Linked DNA regions of Homo sapiens: region 2 is linked to region 1. The links are chromatin loops, found by intact Hi-C in ENCODE. Cell type or tissue: GM12878. All regions are shown on one strand. Each heading gives the region's core, and the rest is flanking DNA. Links, peaks and the distances in the headings are about the cores only. Region 1 overlaps MACROD2 (mono-ADP ribosylhydrolase 2). Region 2 overlaps KIF16B (kinesin family member 16B).

Evidence for each region. A loop is a pair of places that touch in the nucleus more often than their neighbours do. Peaks named below come from ENCODE experiments on the same cell type or tissue, not always from the same donor. Only the 100,000 strongest peaks of a DNase experiment are listed, where the experiment ranks them.
Region 2: it touches region 1 in a loop (8-fold over the local background); 2 of 110 quality-filtered maps call a loop at or near these places.

The regions. Positions count from the first base shown.
Region 1 is chr20:15,265,668-15,270,061 of GRCh38, forward strand. All of the region lies in intron 6 of MACROD2 (mono-ADP ribosylhydrolase 2), which reads left to right. Among named protein-coding and RNA genes, the nearest start is that of MACROD2-AS1, 340 kb to the left of the region's middle. In GM12878, for the core only: no CTCF peak of the experiment used is centred there; a DNase peak (open chromatin) is centred at 2,451.
Region 2 is chr20:16,473,721-16,478,114 of GRCh38, forward strand. All of the region lies in intron 12 of KIF16B (kinesin family member 16B), which reads right to left. Among named protein-coding and RNA genes, the nearest start is that of KIF16B, 98 kb to the right of the region's middle. RefSeq lists a silencer at 2,234-2,469. In GM12878, for the core only: a CTCF peak has its summit at 2,438 (motif pointing left); a DNase peak (open chromatin) is centred at 2,401.

The DNA.
Region 1 (4,394 bases), core at 206-4,205:
TCTTTCTTCTTTTTTCTTATTTTCACATTTTCCCTGAACCTTCTCTTACTGAAAAGAAAATAAAAGGCTATAACCATGCACACAGATATTGCTCTGTTTTGAATTAGGTTGCTATGTTAACCAAAAGAAAAAAAAAGTTACCAGCTATCATTGTTCCAAAGGTTGATTTCTGATTTCTCTAACTTCTGTTGTGTCTGCATTTCTCTCCTCATTTTTCAAAGAATGACCCTCAATAGCTTAATAAATCAGCTAACAAAATGTTTTAGCATCTGCTAACATTCCCTCAGTGTGTTACATGCATGTTCAAAGGCTTTGTTAGAAAACACAATGAAGGGAAACCACAGGCAATTCTGACAGGCAATATGATCGGGTTTCAAAATACTTCAAAACCCCAATCTTTACATTAAGACTTTGCTTGTAAATATTTACATTGATTGCCCAGATGGTGGCAGAATTGGAGAATGTGGATCACTTTTTTTTTAGAAATGTCTCTTAATAAACTTAAAGATTCATAAGCCACAATTGCAAACTTTAGTAAACACAGTACTACATGTTCATGTGAAAAGTTTTGCAGCTATAATTATTATTAGTTTTTTAAATCAGAGCAATGGGAAGTGAAAAGATACAAGTTTTCTTCAGATTTTGAGGACAGCACCTTCCTGCACTATCCGTCACTAAGATAAGCCTGGGTCTTGGTTGCTTCTAAAATAGTTCAATTCAAGACAATGAACTTGTGTTGACTACCAACGATGTGACCTTCATTGTGCCAATGATACAAAATCACTCTAAAGTGTAGCCAGGCAAAGAATTACACAGTTAAAGGAGAAAGGATGTGACTCCTTCTAAGTAGGTATAATCAGGATCCTCAGCAGCTCTTCTCTTACCTGGTCAGCTGCAGTTATCTCCTAAAAGTTCTTCTTGCTTCCACTTTTCTTTCTCTCTAAACCATTCTCTGAACCACAAATGTTCCAAATCTCAATTCCATGCCACTCTCTTGCTTAACACACTTCAGTGAATCCCCATCACTCCCAGGACAAAGTCCAAATCCTAAAGATGGCTTTCAAGACCTCCCATGAATTGTATGTCTCTTGGTTACCTCAGTGACCCTGTCTCTACCACTTTTGTCCCCATCCTCTACTTTTGGGTTTAGCCACACAGAACTACTCATGGTTACCTAAATAGGGTACTCTGCTTCCGTTTCTATGCAAGACATTCATCCAGACGCCCTTCGCACAAGCCTGTATTCTAGAGGGCAGGGGCGCGGGGGGCATGAGAAGGCATTTAGAGGAATTGTTCTTGTGGCTTAGCAGCCATTGTGCAAATAATGTGGATTTTATTAGTAGGAGTGGAGAGAAACAACTAGGGGCTAAAGCCATGTGCAAGAGGGGATGGGCAGGAAGGACCAGCTCTAAGGACAAGAGCATGCAAGGCCTGCAGTGAAAAACCTCTACGTCCTTCACGATCCCTTAAAAATCTACCTGCAAAGCAGTCATTCCATCCCCCTCTCCTCTGCATCCCCACTCCAACTTGGCCAACCCCTAATAACTTTGCTTCAGAGGTCACCTCTCTCCAGAAGACTTTCCCAAGTCTCACCAGCGCTTACCTCCCTACCCCCAGGGAAGGGTCCCCCAGAGGTCTCTGCTCAAATCTGGAAGGGTGTTTCTCACAGGCCATTATAATTTGTTCTTTGCTTCTCTGCCTTCTGCACCAGACTGCTCAATTTCTGGAGGATAGGGACAGTGCCTTGTCTACCTTTGTGTCCCCAGAGCCTGGCATGCACACTGGCACAAGATAGGAGCTCAAAACCTTTGTCTCCCCAGAGTCTGGCATGCAAGCTGGCACAAAATAGGAGCCCAAAACCTTTGTCCAAGATATTGAATAAACATGGGATGGCGTCAGACATTCACTAAGCATGCCCCAGCCTCTGACTCAACCCCCAGGTAGAGACCACTATCCTGTCACTCTCCTCATCTCCCCTCAACAGATTTCTAGGCTTTTCTTGCTCAGATTTGAAAACTAGGTAGAAAACTGTCTCACTGAGACAGCCAAGTAAAAATGGCTCCCCAGAGAACTTCCGACTGACCTGAGCACTGGGAGGATGGGACGGGGCCTTGGGAAGTTCCTGCCAGTTGCGGAGGTGGGGAGGAGCCTGGCCTCTCCGGTTCCTGGGTGGACCTGGGATTCAATCAGTGAGATGGGGGCCTGTGAACAGGAATCTTTCTCGCTTTGCTGAGAGTTTTGTTTGTTTGTTTGTTTTGTTTTGTTTGGCCCAATAAATTCTGTTTTTCTCACCCTTCTGTGTGTCCACGAACCTAATCTTTCCTGGTCATGTGACAAGAACCCAGTTTTTAGCTGAACTGAGGAGAAAGTCCTAACAACATCAGTAGGTGGCAGATGAGTGTGAAAAGTTAGTGAGTGAAATCAGAATAATATATATTCAAGAGAGGAGAGAGGAAGAGAAAGAGAGGAAGAAGCTGAGGTTTGACAAGAGAGAGGGGAGAGTTTTAGTTTCTTTTGAGTTGATTTGCTTGGTTTGAGAACAGGTGTTCAAGATTAGTGCAGGATTTCAGAAATTGTAGCAGAGAAAAAAAGAAATGGAAAAGAAGTTGACTGTTGAGACTTATGATCTTGTTGATACCCAAGAAGCATCATTTCTGAATTGGAATTCTTTCAGATTAAAGTTTTATTTAAAAATAGATTGAGGGCCAGCGCAGTGGCTCACGCCTGTAATCCCAGAACTTTGGGAGGCCGAGGTGGGTGGATCATGAGGTCAGGAGTTCAAGACCCAGCCTGGCCAAGATGGTGAAACCCTGTCTCTACTAAAAATATTTTAAAAATTAGCCAGGTGTGGTCGTGGGCGCCTGTAATCCTAGCTACTCAGGAGGCTGAGGCAGAGGATTGCTTGAACCCGAAAGGCAGAGGTTGCAGTGGGCTGAGATTGCGCCACTGCACTCCAGCCTGGGTGACAGAGCGAGACTCATCTCAAAATACATAAATAAATAAATTGAAATTCCCTTCCCTTTTTCCTTACTGGCTTTGAACTGTGTTTATTTGTGTGAGTACAGAGATCAGACTATGAGAATCATGGACTCTTTCAAGAGTTATGAATAAATAAATGAGTTAACTAATGAACAAATAAATGCATGATTGACCTTCCTTCCTTCAGAGTCATGGCTGCAGTCTCCACCCATGAACTCCCCACGGGAAAAAAAACAGTCTTCTCCCCAGACTTTGGGGAATATGAAGCAGCCAACCATGAAAAAGTTGATAACTTTTCTCTTTCTGCAATTTGTCTTCTCAAAAGAGGAATGCCATCTGAATTAGCTCCCTTAACACTTCAGAGCCACAGCATCTTCTGAATAGCTGGCACAATTTTCAGCAACATTCATTTCAAATCCTGTTGACTGAACATGTGGTTCAGATGAGAGCTTATTATATATTGTTAAATGATTTCATTGGATTATAAATCACTGCCTTCACAATTCTCTGTGGGACACACATGGAATTCTGGTTAAAAGATGTTCAATATTGTAACCCTCCAGAGAGAGGCTTCCCATGACCCTTCCTCATGCAGATGATATGGTTAAGCATGCATGGCCAGGCTGGCCTGCCCAACGTGGCTTGGATGAGGTTTCTCTTCCCGAACTTGAGCAAGGTTTTCCCTTAGTACTTGACCTTGTATCATCCTCTCTTGGCCTTCAGTCCACCCATTCCTTAGCTGTCCCTTCACCTTGCTGACCCACCATCTCGCTATGGCTCCCTTGCAGCTGATTATGTCTTGTCCCTAACTGAAAAATAGAAACTAAATACATTTTGAAGGAAAATGGCTAACTACTGATAAATACTGCTTTGCCATTAGGGGAATTCTTGAGTAAGATGATAGTCAGCAGTGAATAGTCAGTGAAAAGATTATCATCTCTTCTGCAAATTGTCCCTGGTGGAGATTTGATTATATGCTTAGGGGCCACCTTCCTGTCTTTTAGAATTTTCTGGAGCAGCTGTCATTATAATTACTGAGGACCTTTATGTGACCTTGTCATCTTGGGCAGGTAGCTCCTAAAGGGATTTCTGAAGAAGACAATTCATATTTTCTGTGCACCTGCCTTCTCAATATTTTTTGTTTTCACTTAGTGTCCCTGAAACTCTTTCTCTCTTCACATTTCACTCTCTGCATCACTAATGAGGCTTCCATTTACCTCTTTAATTAATTAATTAATTCAATATTTATTTGGCACCTATTAGGCCCCCTGTAGGATAATAACACCTTAAGCTCTGGTCTCATTTAGGAGAATTTGCATTTATGACAAGACTCTAGAAGACTTAAACTTTTAAGGCCCCAAGAGGTAAATTTCTAATGGTTGGCCACCCCTGAGTTGGGAGGCACTAATGTGGAC
Region 2 (4,394 bases), core at 229-4,228, 1.2 Mb after region 1:
TAAGACTCCATCCATTTTGAATTCATTCTGTGTCATTAATTCAATGTGAAATGAGAGAAACGAATAAGAAATTTCAATACAGTACTTAGACACTTCAAAAGAAATACTGATGGCTCAGATAATGAAACTAAACTGGAAAAATGTCTTCAGAATAAATGTCCAGAATGTAAATGAGCTCTGAGTATTTTTCCCGAAGCAATAATGAAGCAGTAAGAACTTTAATGGGGAAATTAAGCTCTGACATGATCTAATCCACGCTCTTTTTCCAGCCTTGGCATCTCCTTCCTCCCTCCCTGCTGCTCCAAGCTCACTCAGTGTTCCCAAAAGCTCCACCTCCTCAGGTAATAGAGTTTTCTGAACTCAGGCCATCAGAAAGTCCTTCTTGCCCAATGCAGGACTCTTAACATCTATGTGTTTCCATGGCTACCCTCCGGGTCAACTCTCTCTGAACCCCTCCTGACATCCTTGCTGTCACCTTCCAAAATATCTAACCTGTTGACCACGCCCCCCTTTGTGACCCCACCAATCCTAACACTGGCCTTCAGCAGGCCTTGGCACTTACTAGCTGTGTCAAGTTTCTTACCCGCTCCAGCCTCTGTTTCCTAACATAGAATAACGAATTTGTACATTGCAGGATTTTTATGCAATTCCAATGTACATAAACATGTGAAGTGCTTAGGGCAGTGCTTGGCACATAGCAAGCGCTTATGCTCAGGATAGCCTCCTGCTTTCCCTTCCTTCCTTATGAACAGAAAGTTAGTTTTATTGAGGACAGCAATATACTCAGCTGAAGAAACAACTTCCTAGCCTTCCTTGCAAGCAAGAAGCATCATGTGGCATAGGTCTGCTATGAAATATAAATAGAAGTTGCTGAGCGGGGCTTAAAAGAGGAGTAAACTCAACTAACATATACTCCTTTGCCCTTCCCCATTTTTCCTGACAAATTTTAGATGTGATGATGTGGTCACAAAAATGTCTCAAAACCATAAGGGAGAGACCAAGAGAATTACATAGACCTCAGCTCTGGCAACTATGTACCACTAAACCCAGGCCACCAGCAGTCAGCCTAGTTCTGTAGTTTTTGGTGAGGGAAAAACAGAGACAACTTCTAACTGCCTTAGGATATGTTTTCTCAGGTTGCTCTTGCAGCCAAATGCACTCCCTGATCCAGTTAACTCTTATTAATTAGCACCTGCAACAATTTATTTCATTATCTGTTTATGTTTGGTTTCTCTACCAGACAAAAAGAGTCTTATTCATTTTCACACAACACCTCTCACCAAGCAAGTGTTCGATAAAAGTTAAATGAATGAATGAAGTGACAATAATGACCATCATAGTTTGTCTCCAGTTCTTTCACAAGAGAAAAACATTACTCTTAAGTTTCAGAAATATTTTTCTTCATCTCGAACTGAATATTCTTCAAAGAATTTAGCATTTGTAAAAGTTCCCATAGAGTGCCTGAACCTAAAGTTATTTAACAAGCACTGACATAAGAGTATTTAGTGTGCCAGGCACTGCTTTCAAAGCTTTCACAAAGAACTCATTTTATTCTCATAACAACCCGATGAGTTAGGTACTATTATCCCCATTTTACCCATCAGGAAGCTGAAGTGCAGGGAGGTTAAGTCACCCAAGGTCATACAGCCAGCAACCAGCAGAGCCAGCACTGGATTACATAGAATTTGGTTCCAGAGTTCATGTCCTTAACTGATATTCTCCACCACTTCTCAACCACTAACTGTGACAGTACATTCTTTCTGTTTCTGTGTAAACAAGGAAGGAGCTGGGAGAAATTCGATCTGAATATCTATGAAGATTCTTGGCTCCACAGATCAGCCGGGAACCAACGCAGAGGTTACTTGGCTAGAGTGGACGTTACCAAATGTACAACGAAGGATGACAGAAATAATTGTACAAGGAATTGTACATTTTAATTCTCTTAAGAACTTCCACAGTTGAAGATGAGGAAAATGAGAGGTAAAAGAAGAAATGATATTACAAGAAAAGTCTTTTAAGTGGCAAATACAAGTAAATGACACAAAAAGCTTTCTAATAGCAAGCTAATCAAAATGACTACCTAAGACCCAATTTTCAAAAACCTTTTAGCTGTAAGATATTACCCTGGTACTCTGCTCTTGAAGCAAGATTAGAAAAATTATTTAAAAGAACTCCAGAAATGTGAAGATGCATTTTCATCTTTCTGCAGCAATTCTCAAACTAGCTACAAGAAGACATTCCAGCTGAATGATTACTTATACTAAATTCTGCACAATTTATCTCTCACACAGATTCTGCATCCAGTAATTATCAGCAACCAGGCCCAATTCCATGGTATTGACAGTGGTATCTGTCACGTCTTCAGACAACTCCACTACCAAGGGCCCTGCAACAAATACAAACAGGCAGAGCGTGTTTTCCTATCTACAGTGACATCTAGTGTTAAGAAACTAAAACGCAGTCTGTAGAACAACATTTATTCCCATTACTATTGTATTTAAATGCATATTATAAAACAGGAATATATATATAGCTCTTAAGGTAAACAGCTTTTCCCATAATTGGGATTGCCAATTGTCAATTGTATTATACTCCAATATTTAAAATATCTCATAAGATTAACCCATTGAAAAGACACATTTGTTTTGTTAAAGTGAAGAAATCATTTTGTTCTCCAATAGTTTTGTTTTAAATGCAAACATATCTTTACTTACTAACAGCAGACTGGAATGTCAGAGGATTTTGCAGACATTAAAAGACATCTTGTTAAATTTAACAAAAAGCAATCTGGCTTAATATAATAATAAATACAAGCCCTTTATTCAAAATCAACTCGCAAAATCTCTAAAGGAGAACAATTTAAATGCAAATGAGCCCATTATAGAATGGTTTCTGATTTAGGTATATCATGGGCTAAATCTTGTCTCCAAATTTTACATCTTAAAATTAGATTCTAAAAGATGCAGGATAGCCATATTCCCCTCACCAAAGTGAAGTATCATTCCGGTTATGACAACAAAGGTGTTTGAATATCTTTTTTATTTATTTACTTTTTTTGAGACAGAGTCTCGCTCTGTCGCCAGGCTGGAATGCAGTGGCTCAATCTCGGCTGACTGCAACCTCCGCCTCCCAGGTTCAAGTGATCCTCCTGCCTCAGCCTCCCGAGTAGCTGGGACTACAGGCGCGTGCCACCACACCATGTATTTTTAGTAGAGATGGGGTTTCACCATGTTGGCTAGGATGGTCTCGATCTCCTGACCTCATAATCCGCCCGCCTCAGCCTCCCAAAGTGCTGGGATTACAGGCGTGAGCCACTGCGCCGGGCCTGGATACCGTTTTTAAAGGTAAATAAGGCATAATTAAAGAGCACTGGATTAGAAATGAGAAAACAGAATCTAGCCCTGGGTCTACCTAAAAAATTCTGAGACCAAGTTATTTAATTTCTCTTGCCTTCAATTTCCTTGTGGGTTTTTTTTTTTTCTCTCCTTAAAAAAAAAAAAAGGTGGGGAAGACAGTGAGGAGTTTAGCCTGGATTCCTTCCTGGGCTCCTTGTTCTAACATTCTATGTTCTATGAAGATGATGATCTCTAAGATCTCTCTAAACCTTGCTTTAGTTATTTAAGCCACACAGTGCCACAGTACTCTGAGGAGAACAGTGTTAAGACACCTTAAGACTCAAACAACAAACAAGGTTTGCATTGAAATCGGCATAGAGTAAAAGACCTCTTTAAGATGTTTAGATGATGACTCCTGACCTGAATCAAAGATGTACTAAATCACATCCACTATGACTCTGCACTTCCTAAACCAGCAAGTATCATCTAAAGTCTCTTAATAAAGACGTTCAGAAATCATGTTATTTAAGGGGGTTTATTGCTAAACCAAGATAGTCATAAACATTCTGGGTAAGTGAGGATTTGCCAACAGAGTAAGTTTTAGGTCTTTGTTTAGGTTACAGGGAATGTTTGCTGAAAAGTTTTCTAAGATGAAGAAAGAACTCTAAATAATTCAAAATATGCCTGGCGTTTTCTACTATAATTATGGTTATTACTCTCTTACTTGGCAGGAAGAACTTTGACCTGGCTGAAGAGAAACAGCTATGGCTTAGAGGTAACAGCTACAAAGAGATAAAAGGGGGAGGAAGCAGAGCAGCAGAATGAGTAGTCAAACTCAACAAGGAAGAGAGAAAGGAAATGAAGCAAGCAGAACCCAAAAGACTCACCACAGCTGGGATGGCTCCAGACCACGGCAATGGAATACCCCGAGGACCTCAGAAGGTACCGATGGGCATCTGCGACAAGTGGTGACTGTGTGAGTGACAGCTCTCCAAGATGACTGGGATGGCAAGTTTATGCAAAACTGAAGTGGAGTGAACAGGAGAGAGCTGGAGGAGT